2 separate regions of the Homo sapiens genome follow, and region 2 is linked to region 1. The links are chromatin loops, found by intact Hi-C in ENCODE. Cell type or tissue: IMR-90. All regions are shown on one strand. Each heading gives the region's core, and the rest is flanking DNA. Links, peaks and the distances in the headings are about the cores only.

Region 1 (8,338 bases), core at 236-8,235:
AGGCCAAGACAGGCAGATCACCTGAGGTCAGGAGTTCGAGACCAGCCTGGTCAACGTGGTGAAACCCCGTCTCTACTAAAAATACAAAAATTACCTGGGCATGGTGGCACTCGCCTGTAATTCCAGCTACTCACGAGGCTGAGGCAGCAGACTTGCTTGAACCTGGGAGGTGGAAGTTGCAGTGAGCCAAGATCGTGCCACTGCACTCCAGCCTGAGTGACAGAGCGAGACTTCATCTCAAAAACAAAAACAAAAATCCAAACAAGTCCAAAATTCCCTGACACTGGCAATTCCATTGTAGTAGGTACTTATTGGATGGGATATTGAAGATGATCTAGATCAGAAATTCCCACCCCGGCTGGATATCAGGATCAGCTGGAGAATCTTTATGACACAGAATCCTAAGTTCTCTCGGAGAATCTGATTCAGTAGTTCTGGGTGGCACGTGGAAATATGTATTTTAAAAATCTTACCATCATGGGTGTAACAACTGGAAGGGGGGCCCAAGGGAGGCTTCTGAGATGGTGGTCATATTCTTTCCTTGATCTGGGCGTTGGCTACACAGATATATTTGCTTTATAAAAATTATTTGAGGTGTGTACTTATGATACATGAATTGGTTTCCTGTATGTTTTATATTTCACTAAAATGTTAAAAAATAAAAAACCTCTTTTCAACTGATTCTGGTGATCCATGAGTTTATCTAGTATTTCTTCAATGCAAGCCCTTGCACCTGCTGCTTCAGAATTAAATGCCAATTCTAGGACTCACTCAGAACCTTCTAAATTAAAACCTCTGGAGGTGACACCCAGGAGCATGTCTCTTTAAAATCACGCTCTCCAGTAGACTTTGCAAAATCTTGAATTTTAGAACCCCTGCTGTCTGATGCCAGGTGGCTGAGAGAGACCCTTCAGCCTTCTTGGCTTTCCCTGAAGCAGGCCCTGGGGCAAGAAACACAGAGAAGGAAATCCTCTCCCCAACAGAGAGAAGCCCACCCAGCCTAAATCGAGTGGTCCCTGGACAAAGTCCACAAATCTTCTGAGAAATGATATCCCGAATGCCAGGCAGCTGGACCCATAAAGGGCAGGTCAGGCCAGGCCAGGCAGGAGCGCTGGTGAGCTGAAGGTCATGTCACTTTCCTTTAGCCAAGGCTCCTGAGCTGCTCCCTTGGCCTTAATGCCAGGGATGCTGGGTGAGTCTTGGAGTGCCTGAGGAGCTTAGTGAAGAGTTCAGGCTTTAGAGTGGGACACACAGATATTTGAATAACGAGGCCTTCATTGGAAGCTGTACAATTTCAGGCAAACTAAATCTCATATCTCAGTTCCAACTGCAGATGGGGCTAATGACCCTGCTTGGTAGGGCTGTGGTGCCGATTAGTTTAGGTGACATCTACACAGAGTGTGGCGTACAGCAGGCTCCCTATAGCAACTGCTACCACGGGAATGACAGTCACCGTTGATCTGGGGCTTATTGTGGGCCAGCCATGGGTTAAGTGCTTTTATAACTCTTACGTAATTTCCCCCCCGAACCCAACTCCAGGAGGCAGATGTATTTATTTTGACTATTTTATAGATGGGAAACTAAAAAGCTCAGAGGGTTTTAACAATACACCCAAAGTTACACAGCTAGTGACTGATGGAGCTAGGGTTTGAACCTGAGCTGTCTGAGTCTAAGCCTTGAGCTTATAACCACCAGACTATGGTAATAATAGTAGCAGTATTAGTAACTCACATGTATTGACCACTTTCTATATGTCAGGCACTGTTCTAAGCAAGCACTTGATACATAGTACTGATGTAATTCCTACAGCAGCCCAGCTCAAAGGCACAGAGAGGTTAATTTTCCTAAAGTCGCCTGGTTAGTAAGGGGTAGAGCTGGGATTTTAACCCATGAAGACTGAAGCCACAGCCTATGCTCTTAGCCATGATGTTAAACCACATATTGTAGTCTTACTGTTATTTTCTAAATCTCGAAAGGGAGCTGAGAATTGGGTATTATTCCATAACTAGATTTTGTGAGGCCACTAGCCGTCTTATGGTGATTGGTGGCCTTTGGGCTTATTAAAACTTCCCTGAACTCTCCCACAGAGCCTCAGTGGAATCTCCATGCTTAGAGTCAGGCGGGCTGAGCCCAGCAGTGCTGCTCGTCCCTAGGGAAGATGTAGTACTTACCATTGCAGGAGCAGCTCCTCTGCAGGTGGTGCCGCGGGGTTAGGATGCTGAGCCTGGCGGTGCTGTACGTGGGCCCAACCTTGGGGTCCAGATGCACTGTGTTATGGCAGATTTGACCCTGGCAGGTTGGCCCCTGGCAGGGCACCATGGGCATAGCTGACCGCATCTGAACCCCCACTGAATGCTCCATCTCCTTGGCTGAGTGAGTGATGATGGATGCTAGCTCCTGAAACTCGTAGAAGGTTCCAGAATGCCCCTCAAAGACCAGGAGCACATCCACACCAGCCACGGCCTCTGCAGGCTGGAGGCTGGCCAAGTGAATGTTAGCCCGTTTGATGTCCAGCTTATGGCTGAGGAACCTCTGCAGGTTCCGCCAGTGGTCACTCACCAGCTCCTCGGGGGTGAGCTGGTAGAAGCCCATCCACATGGCCTGCTGCAGAGCCTCCTGCCCCACATGCCACACGTACACATGGACCCCAGCAGTCGTGGTGAAGGTCCCATCGCTGACCGTGACGTTGAACGAGTAGTGGCCACGAGGCAGGCCCTGGGCGGCGATAATCTTGCCATCAGGCGCACCCACTGAGAAGTGCCTGCCCAGGGTCTCCTCTTCTGCCAGGCTATAGGTCAGCGTGTCCTGGGGGTCTCGGTCTGTGGCATGGATCTTACCCACCATGCCACCCTGGAACTCATCCTCTCCAACAGTGATGAAGATCTCCAGTGGGAGAGCAGAAGGTGCATAGTGGCTCTGCTCTGTGACATGGACACGGACAGACGTCAAAGACGAGAGGGGAGGGATGCCACTGTCTGACGCCTGTGGGCAAAACAAACACTGCTGTCACCCAACAGAACTGCAGTGCTCTTGCGCCCGACTGAGGCTGGGCCTCCTTGTGGAGCTACGTTTCTCTGCCCCACGCCCAACTTGAGGGCTGGCTCAGCGCATTGTTGCATTTAGAAAAAAAAAACCTAACTCCAAAAGCACTGACAGAAAAGAAAGATTTTCTGAAGGTTTTGTAGAGATTGAAGGAGGGAGTTACATCCTATACCATGCAGTAAAACAATGCAGTTTCCTCATGTGACATCTCTCTGAGCCTCTTCCTAAATCTCTCCAGCCATAGACTTGGGCTAACTTCCTCATGAAGTTTCTCATTCTGTCCCTGTCCTCAAGGGCGCCCTCAGATGTCTCAGCAATTCTGATGCACCATGCACCCTGCTCAGCCTACGAAAATTCCCCTTGGGATTCCCTTTTGCTATGCGATTGGAGTGGGAGTCGGGATTTGTCCTTCTAGTCAGTCAACGAAGTCTTCTGCTGTGGCCAGGAGAAAAGAGACAATAAATAAGTTACCAAATAACTTGGATAAAATGCTGGGAAGGAAATAAACAGAGACCTAACTTTGATCAGGTAGAAGAGAAGGAGTCTCTGTGGAGTGACATTTGAGTCCTGAGGGATGAGAAGAAGAGGCGACAGACAGAGGGAGCAGCAAGTGTAAGGTCCTGGGGTAGGAATGAAGGCGGTGTGTTCAACAGCACAGACGGGGTCACTGGTGCTGGAGCAAGTGGGCAGGGAAGCAGGCCTGACCTCACTGATGGGCTGGCACGCGCAGGGTTGCAGTTAATGTCAGAACTGTGAAAAGCCGTGAGGGTGACAGGACCTCACTTAAGTAGGGAAAAGAATGTAAATCATAAACGCATTTTCCTTTCATGTTTCACCACACATCCCTGCAACTTCCTGCCTGACTTAGAAAGGACAGGCTTGCCTTCTTCTCCTCAGTGATGTTATCACTTCCTCAGCTGTCAACGAGGGTCTCCACAATTTTCCCTGTAGTAATATCTTGTTCACCTGCACTCCAACACTTTTAATGTACAAGAAAGTTGATAAGATTACACCTACTGCTGGAAGTCATGCATAACACCGAAGAGATATTAATAGCAACAATAATAATTAACACTACTGTTAATTATAATGTATAGCTAACATTAGTTACAACAATACTACTACTACCGATTATATATAATACATAGCTAACATTAACTGAGTACAATGCTAGTCATTATCATAGATAAACTATGATAATGCTGTAAATACATTATCCTAGTTTATCCTTCTTATGAGATAGGTACTATCAAGTCACCCATCCTACAAAAAATATAACTGAGGCTCAAAGAGGTGAAGTAACTTGCCCAAGGTCATACAGCAGCAGATAAGGCCTGAGCAGAATCTGAATACCTATCTGTGTCTATAGCCTGTGTTTTTCTTTGCTGGCCTATGGTGCCTCCCAGTGCATGGAAGTGGAAGTACGGGACCAATGCAATTGATGGTGATGATGCCAGTCATTACTAAGCTCCTGTCTAGGCAGGACGTGTGCCTGGGTCTGAGAATACAGAGGTCAGGAAGCCATTCTCTCTCATCTCTCCCTAGGCAATCACATCCATGCTCTTGGCTTTGAGGGCCATCTACCAATCCTCTGAGCTGCCAACTCCAATTCCCAGCTACCCACTGGACACCTCTGCTTGGATGTCTCACAAACAACTGGGAAATAATGTGCAAAACAGAGCTTCGGTTTAGCCCATAAACCTGTCCTGCCTTCCCGTCTGGGCCTTTCCAGTCTCATAAATGCACTACCACCGAAGTCTTCATGGGAGCCAACAATTTAGAAATCACCCCTGAATCGTCTCTGTTCTTTCTAACTGCACATCCACTCCACCAACTCCTATCAATTTACATACAAAATATGTCCGAAATCTCTCCGCTTCCTGCATCTTCTCCATCACTCCGTGGTCTCAGCCCCACTATCTCCAGCTTGGATGACTTCTCACTGGTCTCCCTCACCCACTCTATAGAGCTTGAAAAATGAGCTTCCTGAGACACAAAGAGGATCCCTTTTCCGTCTGAAACCCTCCAACCACCTCTCATTGTACTTAGATTAGAATCTAAAAGTGTTACCAAGGCTTATACTTAGAAGATTGGATGCCCTGGTTTGTCAAGGACAGTCTTGATTTTTACCTGTTGTAAATCAGCTACTACCAAGTATTATTTTTAGTGCCTGTTTTGGACTCTATGTTTGTGTCCCCTCAAAATTCATATGTTAAAATCTAATCCCCAGTGTAACAGTATTTGGAGGTGGAGCCCTTGTGAATGGGATTAGGGCCCTTATGAGAAGGGCCATGTGATACAATGAGAAGCCGACAGTCTGCCATTCAGAAGAGGGCACTCACCAGAACCTGGCCATGCTGGCACCCCGATCTGGGACTTCCAGCCTCCAGAACTGTGGGAAATACATTTCTGTCCTTTAAGCCACCCAGCCTATGGTGTTCTGTTGTAGCAGCCCAAATGGACTAAGTCAGTGCTTCTCTCACTCTCAAAGATCACAGTTTGGACCTCAGATAATACAGTCATCCAAGCCACAAGGCCCACATGATCTACCCAGCCTATCTCCTCAGCCTCATTCCCACCCCTGCTCATGATGTTCTCAGTACCTCAGCCATACCTCAAGCCACTTCAGGCTCTTTCCCAACTCATGTTGCTCTTCCTGCCTGGAAGACTCTCCTGCCCACTTTTCACATGGTTGGCAGCTTGGCTCTCTGCTCAGATGTCACCTCCTGGGGGCAGCCTCCCTCTGAATGTGTGTCCCCCTGTCTTATGAGTCTCTCATCACTTTACTTCCTTATCATCATTTGTAAAGATGTTATTTCTTTCTTTATCTGTTTATTGTTTATCTCCATGATTACAATGGAAAGCCCCTGGAGACAGGAATCATTCCCTCCTTACCCTCTGCTATGTTCCTAGCAGCTTGCAAATGGCCTCGCATGTAGTAGATGCTCAATAAATACTTGTCGAGAGATGGACTGACTGACTGAAAGAATGAATACATCATTCCCAGCCCATAAGTTTACAGAATAGTAGGGTCCACTGGACTTGAGATTTAGGAAAGAGATTTGGAGAAATAAAGTGAGGGAGAGATATCAGACCACCATCTTGGCCACTGTTCTTTAGCAATTCCTATGAAACCCATAACACCACCACCAGAATCCCCTACACACATGTGCATACAATATCTCACTTGAGCCCCAAGCCAGTTCTCTGAGGTAGGTTGTTTTAGCTCCTGAGGTTCAGAGAGCTGTTCTGGCTAAGCTCTAGGAGCTACAGCCAGAGGGTGTTTTGCCCAGGCACAGAGCAGGGATTAAGAATTTGGAGTCTGGGGTCAGAGTGCTTGGGTTTGAAGCAACCCACCTTTGCCACTTATTACCAGTATTACTTTAAGCCAGTCACTTAAATCCCCTGTGTTCCTCAGTTTCCTCATCTGTAAAGCGGGGTGGTAACTATACCTGCCCTGAGTGTTATGAGGCTTTAGTCCTGAGAAGGACCTAGCCCAGTGCCTGATGCATCCTAAGTGCTTTGTACATTTTTTCCCTAATGACAGAAGCACTGGTGGGGCTTTTGCCAGCATCTTTACTGTCCCCATGGTCACCACCAGAAGCCTAGCACAGCTCTCACCTGGATCTGAAGCTGATACCATTCCTGAGCCCTCCTGCTTAGGCCCTCAGCAGTCACCAGCCATCCATCCGGGGTCACTCGGAAGGCAGAGCCGTTGTTCCCCTTGGTGATTCGAAACGAGTAGGGGGGGCCATTCTCTGGAGAATCTGGGTCACTCAGGATCAGCTGCAGGACTTTGCTGCCAATGGGGGAGTTCTCCTGAGACCGAGAGTGACAAAGAAGGCAAAGAGCAGAATGAGTCCCGGTCCTTCCTTTCGCACGTGTCTGGGTATGTCATCTGGAATGAGTCCTCAGCACTCTGACTGCTTGTAGATGGTGCCTGGACATCAAGCTGCTGCTCATTCATTCTGCCTGCCTTTGAGGTAGTTGTTGACTTTGCTGTCTAGACCAGGAGCTCCCCAAGGGCAATGTTGGGTCTTAGAAACACAGCCCATTGGGGCAGGAAGGATCCTTAGAGAACAAAGGTTAAACCCTTTATTCTGTAGAGAGATGACTTGCTCAAGATCACACACTGCTGAATCATGTATTTAAATTAGTTATTACCTGGATTACATAAGGGAATGTTGCGATTTGCAAAGCCAATTGAACACTTATAAATGATTTCTTCCTTAGAGGACCTGCATGCAATATGTATCTGATAAGCACACTTAAAGATGACTAGGAATTTAATAAGAAAAACCAGATTCCCTGAGTATCATTTTAGCCTTTGTTGTATAACATGGGCATTTAGTATACTATAACACAATGGTTGCTAACTATTTAGCATCACAAACAGAATCTAATGGGCAGAAACTGATCGTTGCCTATCCAACAGACATTCTCTGTTCCTTTCTTATAAAATCCTGCTTTGGTTCAGATGTGGACTGGCGATATTCTCAGAAAAGATATTTTTAGTCAGGTAACTTATTATTTGCAGCCAAAGCATCCTAACCCATACCCATAATATATAAAACAGGTAAAAGTGGAACAGCCCTAGGTAATGCATAGTAGGACCCAGAACTCTGCCTTTTTATTCACTCCCTCACCTCCCTTCACCACTTACAGCCCTGAAAATTACTCATAGAATCCCAAGGCCCTCTCCAAATCCTATTTGCAAACCATTAGTAGGGAATAGCTTGGGTTCTGGAAACAAACAAAAAAATCCCTGGGGTTCAATCCCAAGTTTGCCACATTCCAGGTATGGCATGTTTTCATACCTCAATCTTCTAAATCTGTAAAATGGGTACTACCTACTTCATATGGCTGTTATGAGTCTCAAATGAGGTAATGGATATGAAAGTGCCTAACACAGTGCCTGATTCCCTTCAATTCTATAATGCCCTCCAGCAGTCTGTGTTGCCTTTGGGGACATCAGTGGCAAAGTCACAGTCATTGTTCATGTGGACTAATGCCACTGAGGGGCATCTTCTGCTAGAAGGGAAATGAAGGGAGGAAGGGCTCAGGGTGCCTTGGAGGCTCAAGCTTACCTGGACAGTGGTGCTGTAGTTGAGCTGGAAGAATCTCGGTGGGTTATCATTGACATCAGCCACTTGGATAGCGATGTCTGTGTCCTCATGCAGTGGAGGCTGCCCACTGTCTGTGGCTCGGAGCTTCAGGGAATAACTAGAGGCCTATTGCAAAATGTCCAGTGGAGGTTAGCAATGAGGTAGCTGTCCCTCACTTCTGCCCCCTGAGT
Region 2 (8,338 bases), core at 278-8,277, 720 kb before region 1:
TGGACCACTCAAGCTCTTCGATACCAAAATCAGGAGCATCTTGGGATTTATTAAATTATGTAAGAAGATAGCACAGATATCGGGATATTATTGTGTGAAAATGCTGCTTTTACTTTGATGTGATCTCATTGATGTACACAACCAAGTTCCAATAAAGTGCTAGAATGTGCATGTCTGAGGTCTTTCTTTAAAGAGCAACTGTTAAACTCAGAACTCAGGTAAAAGCCTTACACTGAATGTATGGGCCTTCAAGACAGTTTGAATATAGTAACAGAAAAGGGAAGAGAAGAATCAAATTTACTTCCAGGGCTCTAGCTTCAGCACGTGGGTGAAGTTGTGCAGGTTACACACAGATAGTGCAGAGGAGAAGAACCGATTTTGAATATCAGATTCAAAGAATGACAAATAAGACCATGAATTTCGTATTGGACATGTTGCATTTGAGGTGCTTGTGATATTCAGGTGGACTCATTCAGGATGCAGTTGGAGATCTGAGTCTATTCCTGGGAAAGATGTTATGTCTGGTATTAGGGTATGGGGGATTAACCCCTATGGTAGATAATGGTGTACAAGTAGATAGGATCAGAATATACAGACTTAGAAGAGTGAGATGCTAAATGCAGAACTTGGAAGACACTAAATAGGAGGGGAAGGAGAGTAGAAGGGGAAAAAAGAGAGATTGGATAGGTCCTATGATATGAGGTGTTTCAATAGAGGTGCAATTATATACATATATATATATATATATATATATTTTTTTTTTTTTTCAGTAGAGATGGGGTTTCACCATATTGGCCAGGCTGGTCTCGAACTCCTGACCTCAAGTGATCCACCTACCTCCACCTCCCAAAGTGCTGGGATTACAGGTATGAGCCACCACGCCCAGCCCTAATAGTATTTTGTAGGTTAAGAAATGAGTGGGAGGTTAGGAAGTTGAGACAGTGAGAACAGAAACCTTTCCAAGAGTAGCATTGTAATACAGAGGTAAGAGTTAGAGGAGAGCGTCAGGGGGAAATGGTGAAGGGGGTTTCTGTCTTAGTACATTTGGGTGGCTCTAACAAAATACCTGAGACTGGTAATTCAGAAACAACAGAAATTTACTGCTCACAGTTCTGGAGACAGGGAGGTTCAAAGCACATGCAGATTTTGTGTCTGGTGAGAGCCTGTCCCTCATAGATGGTTGTGTTTTTTTTTTTTTTTTTTTTTGAGACAGAGTTTTGCTCTTGTTGCCCAGGCTGGAGTGCAATGGTACGATCTCGGCTCACCACAACCTCCGCCTCCCAGGGTCAAGCTATTCTCTTGCCTCAGCCTCCCGAGTAGCTGGGATTACTGGCATGCACCACCATGCCTGGCTAATTTTGTATTTTTTGTAGAGATGGGGTTTCTCCATGTTGGTCAGGCTGGTCTCGATCTCCCGACCTCAGGTGATCCGCCTGCCTTGGCCTCCCAAAGTGTTGGGATTACAGGCATGAGCCACGGTGCCCGGCCTATAGATGGTACTTTCTATGTGTCCTCATGGTGGAAGAGACAAACAAGCTCCCTCAGGCCTCTTTTACATGGAAACTAATCCCATTCATTACAGCAGAGTCCTCATGACCTCATCACCTCCCAAAGGCTTCACCTCTTAGTGCCATCACCATGGGGTTGGGTTTCAACATATGAATTTTGCAGGGACACAAACATTCAGACCATAGCAAGGGGATAGTTAAGATGTCATAAGATTCTGATAGGTTTGCTCAGCATCTCTTCCAACTGTTTTTCTGGCATGCCTTCCTGGATGGCAGAGGCTGGAAAATAAAACAACAACAAAAAACTACAATGAAAGTAAAAACCTGTATTTCTGTAACTACACTTGATAGAGATTCAAAAGTGATTTAGGCTTTGCTGTTCAGATGCATGCATACCATGTTTTAGTTTGGAACCCAGTTCAGCTGGGAGAGCTAGGACAGGGTGTGAGACAATCACAACACTGGTGTGAATCCCAAAGCTGCAGCACAATCTGGAGCCAAGCCCGCAGCTTTCTCATGCCTGGATCTCAGTTGAGGTGGGACAGTCCTGCAGCCCACAGCCAAGGCTGTGGCTTTCTTGTTCCCTAGCTTCCCACTTGTTACGGAAGTAGTAGCTCCCCAGGATGGCCGGTTCTGCAGTATTGATCTGGAAGGAATTCTAGTAACCCCTGCCTTCTGTGCTCTCCCAATCCTTTTAATGATTTTCAGCACATAATTCCCCATATTAAAGCATGTTTAGGCTGGACGTGGTGGCTCACGCCTGTAATCCCAGCACTTTGGGAGGTCCAGAGGACAGGAGTTCGAGACCAGCCTGGCCAACGTGGTGAAACCCCCTCTCTACTAAAAGTACAAAAATTAGCTGGGCATGGTGGTAGGCGCCTGTAGTCCCACCTACTTGAGAGGCTGAGGCAAGAGAATCACTTGAACCTGGGAGGTGGAGGTTGCACTGAGCCGAGGTTGCGCCACTGCACTCCAGCCTGGGCAATAGAGCGAGACTCTGGCTCTAAATAAATAAATAAATAAATAAAGCAAGCATGTTTAATTTCCATTTGCCAGAGTATACCTTAATTGATCCAGATGGAAGAAAAATCTATTAATTCCTATCAATTATTATCCTAGCAATTCAACTTCTAAGTCCATCATGTGATCCAGTATTACAGAAGAAGAAGTCTGTTAATGGGAGGCAGATGGTCTTCTAGCAATAGAGATGGCAAGGAACTGGTGGCCTCAAGGAGAGCTCAGAGAGGTCTACTGGTGGCGACAGAATGAGAACTTTGCTTATAGTATTGCTGAAACAATACTATAAGAATAATGAACACTCTGGGATGCCAACACAGGCGGATCACTTGAGGTCAGGAATTAGAGATCAGCCTGGCCAGTATGGTGAAACCCTGTCTCTACTAAAAAAACAAACAAACAAAAAGTGAGATAGTTGAGTTAGAAAATGTATAGTGTTTTGTTGGCCTCTTTGAAAAATAAGCGGTCTGATAATATGTAACAAAGTTTAAAAATTGTATCTATTGAAATTAGTGCTTATATTAGTTGTGTGAGATGATTTACATTTAAAAATGTAAAGAATATATGTGTGCTTATAGGTAAGAACAATACATGAACATATTTTCCATCTGCTCCCAATACGTGTCAGTTCATCTTTCTACATTTAACATTTACTGAAGGTAGCAGAAGTAACGTTTTGGAAGAAAAGGATGTTTGGTAAATCAGAACACTATTTCTTGCAATAACTAAAGATCATTAATAACATTTCTTCCAAACTTCCCCCTCCCCAACTCCAACTCCAGAAATAACCAACTAGTTTGATAATTACTAGAAGAAAAAAAGAGAAACAATTGTAATATTTATACAGACATAAAGGAATGGTCTGGTAAATATGGTACAAACAATGAAATAAAACACGGCAACTGAGCACTATCTATTATATTGGTAGTTAACAAAAAGCAAAATACAAAATTGCACCTTCTCAACACCAAAAAAATTGCAGATTTTGCCATTACTTTTAGAATGGTAAAAACTGCATTACTTTTGCACCAACCCAAAACAATTATCTATAATAAAGTCATGAATATATATATTGTCAATTTGTCACTAATAAAATTATTTTGGTGGTATTTTGTTCCATTTCTTCTTACAGGGGTAATTTTTTCTGTTATACCTCAAATGTAACTGGCTTAAACTGATTTCTTTTTTCAACCAAATATGTGTCTTTGGAAACAAACATTCTAATGGCATGCCTCTATACATATCTACCTAGTTCAAGGGAATGCAGTTTGGGAGACTGTGTGTACATGTGTGCACACTCCTGTGCGTACATGTTAAAGTGTAACGTGATCCACCTGAAATGTACATGCAGCTGTTTATATCATGTAGCCATCCATTTCATGATAAATATGTTTGGAAATAAATTTGTAGTACTACCTCCCAACAGCAAATCTTATTTCCTTTTAGTTTCAGTAATAGTATTTAGTATTAGTTGTCACTAATAAGGATTATTTTTAATTTGCAGATGGAAAGCTTCTTCCTTTCCATCCATAAATCGAGTGTTTCTTCTCAAAGGCAATGGTTCTCAAACTTTAGTATGCAACAGAATCACCTGAGGAGCTTTTCTTTTTTTGAGATGGAGTCTCGCTCTGTCGCCCAGGCTGGAGGGCAGTGGCGCGATCTCTGCTCACTGCAAGCTCCGCCTCCCGGGTTCAGGCCATTCTCCTGCCTCACCCTCCCGAGTAGCTGGGACTACAGGCACCCGCCACCACTCAAAATCCTGGTCCTTATCTGCAAAGATTCTATTTCAGTGGGCCTATGACGGAGCCAAGAATTCTGCATTTTTAAGGCAACTTGCTGTCCTTTGAGAAACATTGCACTGAAGTATTTGGGAACTTTGTTTCACTGTGATAGCTGTCTGGGACTTAAATCTTCCGCCAAAGGAAAACCTGGAAAATTTTGTGATTGAGCAAGCAAATCAAGCCCATGCGTAGTAGTAGACTGGGAACCGGTGGGTGTGAGACCCAGGCTCTATGTGGCCTACACTCTTCTGAACTCTTCTGAGTCTTGATTCCTGGTCTGTGAAGTGTGCAGTGTATCCGAATTAAATGAGAAAATCATTCCGTGCTTTTAGGGTGAGTTTGAATAACTTTTAGGCAGTCCACCAGATGGCGATATAACTTTTTTTTCAAATGGAGTGGTTAGCCTGCCGAAGTTGTGAGAGTCAGTCCTACAACATTCCTAGCAGATCAAGATTTTATGTTCCCAGTTCTGGCTTCAGAGACTGTAGCGATAACACAGGGCTCATGCAGTCCAACATCCCGTATAATACAGGTTGCCAGTTGTTGCCTTTTCAGTATTTCTCCTGTGTGATCCTGGACTGCTTGTGTCAGATTCACACAGGAGCATTTGCTTACAAATGCAGCTTCCAGGGCCCTGCTTCAGACGTACTGACCGAGAATCTCTGGAACTGGTTCTTCAGTATCTGCTTTGCAAAAACAATCCGTAAGTGCTCAACAAACAGGTTAAAGTCTGAGAGCCACGTGCCAGTGAAAAGGAGGTTCACGTCTTGCTGAAGCCACCCCTTATTAGCTGTTTTGTTAGAATTCCTCCCTCGGTGAGAGTGGGATTAAGGATTCAGGGATGCTAGTTCTGCCCTCTTGAGGCCACACTGAAGAGATCAACTTCCTTTTTCTTGGGAAATGTCTGAACATTTTGAAGGTCGCTAATCATGACTTACCTCACCTCCGCCCCTATCTTCTCTGGGGGTGGGGAAGAAGTCATACTTTGCATTACAGGTTGGCTGTCATCCTCCTTCCCTTTCCAGGAACACTATAACCAGAGACTAAGAGCGAGGACCTTCACTATTTCTTAGCTTTGTGATCGTGAGCAAATAACATAAACTCTTTGAGCCTCAATTTCCTCTTCTGTAAAATACGAGTGAAAATAATTATACCTACTTCAAAGGATTGTTATGATTATTACATGGGGTGATGAATGCAAAGTGAAAAGGTAAAATATAGCAAAATGTGATCTATTATTAACAATAATGAGCTTCAGTTTCTACATCTGTAAAATGGTGATGATAACTACTAGAGCATGGGGAGAATTAAATGAGGTAATATAAGTAAGGTAGTTGGTTAATGTCTGACTTAGAAGAGGCTCTCAATAGTAGTAATTATAAGATGGCCAATAATGTAAAAACACCAATGGTCTATGCCCCTAATGATGTGGGATTTTAAAAATCACTGAAGTAATGAGATTAGCAATTTCCTTACTGTTATCCTGTAGGATCAGCCTTAGAACAAGTATAAAACTTGTATCTCTTCTATACTAAGTTCCTTTTAGAAAATGTTTCTTAATGAATCCACAATTATTTAATAAAACACAAAGTATTCAATTTTTAAGTATTAATTCCTCACAGAAATTGCTTTCTAAAGTTTTAAGGGTGCAAAAAACATTAAAAATCTTTCAGTAAGCTAAAACTTTAATTAGGCCCTTATATAATTCTTGCTAAAGAGAGAGAATGGAACTGAGACTGTGAAATGAAATGACAATGATAATATTTCCTTTGAAATTTTTAAGGCCAAGTTGCATTAATGCAACTTTGAAATTGTTCCAATCACACAAGGTATTTAATTAAAGCAAATGAAAGGCTCTTCAATTCCCATAAAGATTTACATGGTAGGAAAAATGTTTCTGTTTTAGCAGGTCTATAACATCATTTTTAAAAATTACAAAAATTATTGTATCTACTTTTAAAGCTGGACAGCAATAGTTATAGAGAGAATCATTTAATTTTAGAGTCAAGCAGACCAAATTCCCATCTGGCTCCACCAGCGTGTTCCCTTTAGAAAGTAACATTTAAGAGTTTCATTGCCCTTGTTTGTAAAAAAGGGGATCATATTTGCCTCCACAGTGCCGCTGAGGGGTTTAAACAAGGTGCTGAATCTAGAACACTTACAGAGAGCCTGTAATAAGTACTCAGTGCTTAAATGTTACCTAAAAACAAAGGAAGATCATTAGCACTACCGTAAAAAATTATATATGGGTGGGGCACATTGGCTTGATTGGTTTCGCTATATGGGTTTCAACCAAACGTCTTGGGGAAAAATTCGGAAGGCAATAAAAGGAAAGTGGAAAGGACAAAGAGGATTGGAGTTGGGGAGGGTAAGAGACAGTTATAAGTCTGAGGAAAAATTAGGAAATAGCATAGAATTCTAATTCAAATAACTTAATTACCCTTGTATTTATATTTTTTCTTAAAGTTGTTTTACTTTAGTGAGCAGTCTTTCTTCTCAGATTGTGTCTTAGCATATTAATGAAAAAAACAGATGATAATATTACTGTACAATAAGAGTTTAGCAGTGATTGAAATTCAGTGTCAATGAAGACACAGGGCAATGGAGAGAAAAATCATAGATATGTCATGAAAACAGTTTTAGTAATTTTTCATTTCAACAACAAATTTCATAATAATGATATAAGTACATTCTTTATTTTATATATATATATGTTCTTTTTATAGAGATGGGGTCTCACTGTGTTGACCAGGCTGGTCTTGAACTCCTGGTCTCAAGCAATCCTCCCATCTTGGCCTCCCAAAGTGCTGGGATTACAGATGCGAACCACCATGCCTGGCCTCTGAATTTTAAAATAGTTATGAGTGCCTTTAGAATTTCTACTATTGGAGCCCTTTATGCTTCTATTTACCTTCAATCAAGATTTGCACCTCAGAAAACATAGTTACTTGTTGTTGTTGTTGTTGTTGTTAGGAAAAGTTCAGTATGAATGCTGTTGTCTCATTCTACATAGCAATTGTTTGGGTCATGTATAATAAAGAATTGATACCTACTCTAAAAATGAAGATATTTTGTGTTCTAGGAATTGAGTGGCACTTGGTCAAAGAATGATTTATGGAATCTCTGGGCATAAGGGGAATTGATTGCTCTTTAGTTTTTCTTTTCCACACTTAGTACTAAATTATTTTGAATTTATGGGAAGTTAAGCTAAGTGAACCACATCTTTCCATTTTGTTGCAAGGAGCTTATCACTTTCTAAACGGAGAACTATACTGTCTCGGAGTAATGGATTGAATAGTGGCCCCCCCAAAATTATGTCCACTTCCTAAATCGCAGAACCTGTGAATGTTACTTTGAAAAAAAAAGGGGGTCTTTGTAGATGTCATTAAGTTAAGGATCTCCAGATGGGGAGGTGATCCTGGATTATCTGAGTGGGTTCTAACCCAGTGACAAGAGTCCTTATAAAAGACACACGAAGGACTGACACACAGAGATGAGAAAGAGGCAATGTAACCATGGAGACAGAGACTGGAGTGATGTGCCACAAATCAAGGCAAGTTTGTAGCCACCAGAAGACGGAAGAGGTAAGAAGTACATCATCCCCTGGCCTCCAGAGGAGTGTGGCCCTGCTAACACTCTGATTTTGGACTCCTGGCATCCAACTGCGTGAGTATAAATTTCTGTTGTTTTAAGCCACCAAGTTTGTGGTCATTTGTTACAGCGGCCACAGGAAGCTAATACACAGGGTAAGCTGATAGGGGAATGAGAGAGTTTTTTCACAGTTGCATGAATGGGTTAAGAATTCTAAAGAATAATTAGCCAGGTGTGGTGGTGGATGCCTGTAATCCCAGCTACTCGAGAGGCTGGGAGGCAGGAGAATCACTGGAACCCGAGAGGCGGAGGTTGCAGTGAGCCAAGATGGCGCCACTACACTCTAGCCTGGGCGACAGAGGGCGACTCTGTCTCAAAAAAAAAAAAAAAAAGTTATTTGAAAGAATAAACATTATTGGGTAAGGGGAGATGACATGGTAG

What was found. A loop is a pair of places that touch in the nucleus more often than their neighbours do. Peaks named below come from ENCODE experiments on the same cell type or tissue, not always from the same donor. Only the 100,000 strongest peaks of a DNase experiment are listed, where the experiment ranks them.
Region 2: it touches region 1 in a loop (17-fold over the local background); 2 of 110 quality-filtered maps call a loop at or near these places.

What each region holds. Positions count from the first base shown.
Region 1 is chr5:151,519,105-151,527,442 of GRCh38, forward strand. FAT2 (FAT atypical cadherin 2) reads right to left here. Exons shown (of 24, transcript NM_001447.3): 17 at 8,130-8,273; 18 at 6,664-6,861; 19 at 2,172-2,982. It overlaps MIR6499 (microRNA 6499), which reads right to left and starts at 3,044; the gene lies at 2,983-3,044. It also overlaps a transcript of SLC36A1 not described here. RefSeq lists enhancers at 1,025-1,194, 2,880-3,049. In IMR-90, for the core only: CTCF peaks have their summits at 1,313 and 4,452; no DNase peak of the experiment used is centred there; H3K27me3 peaks cover 386 bases.
Region 2 is chr5:150,796,566-150,804,903 of GRCh38, forward strand. SMIM3 (small integral membrane protein 3) reads left to right here. Exons shown (of 2, transcript NM_032947.5): 2 at 1-169. Among named protein-coding and RNA genes, the nearest start is that of SMIM3, 22 kb to the left of the region's middle. In IMR-90, for the core only: CTCF peaks have their summits at 4,663 (motif pointing right) and 5,160 (motif pointing left); a DNase peak (open chromatin) is centred at 4,696; H3K4me3 peaks cover 639 bases; H3K27ac peaks cover 379 bases.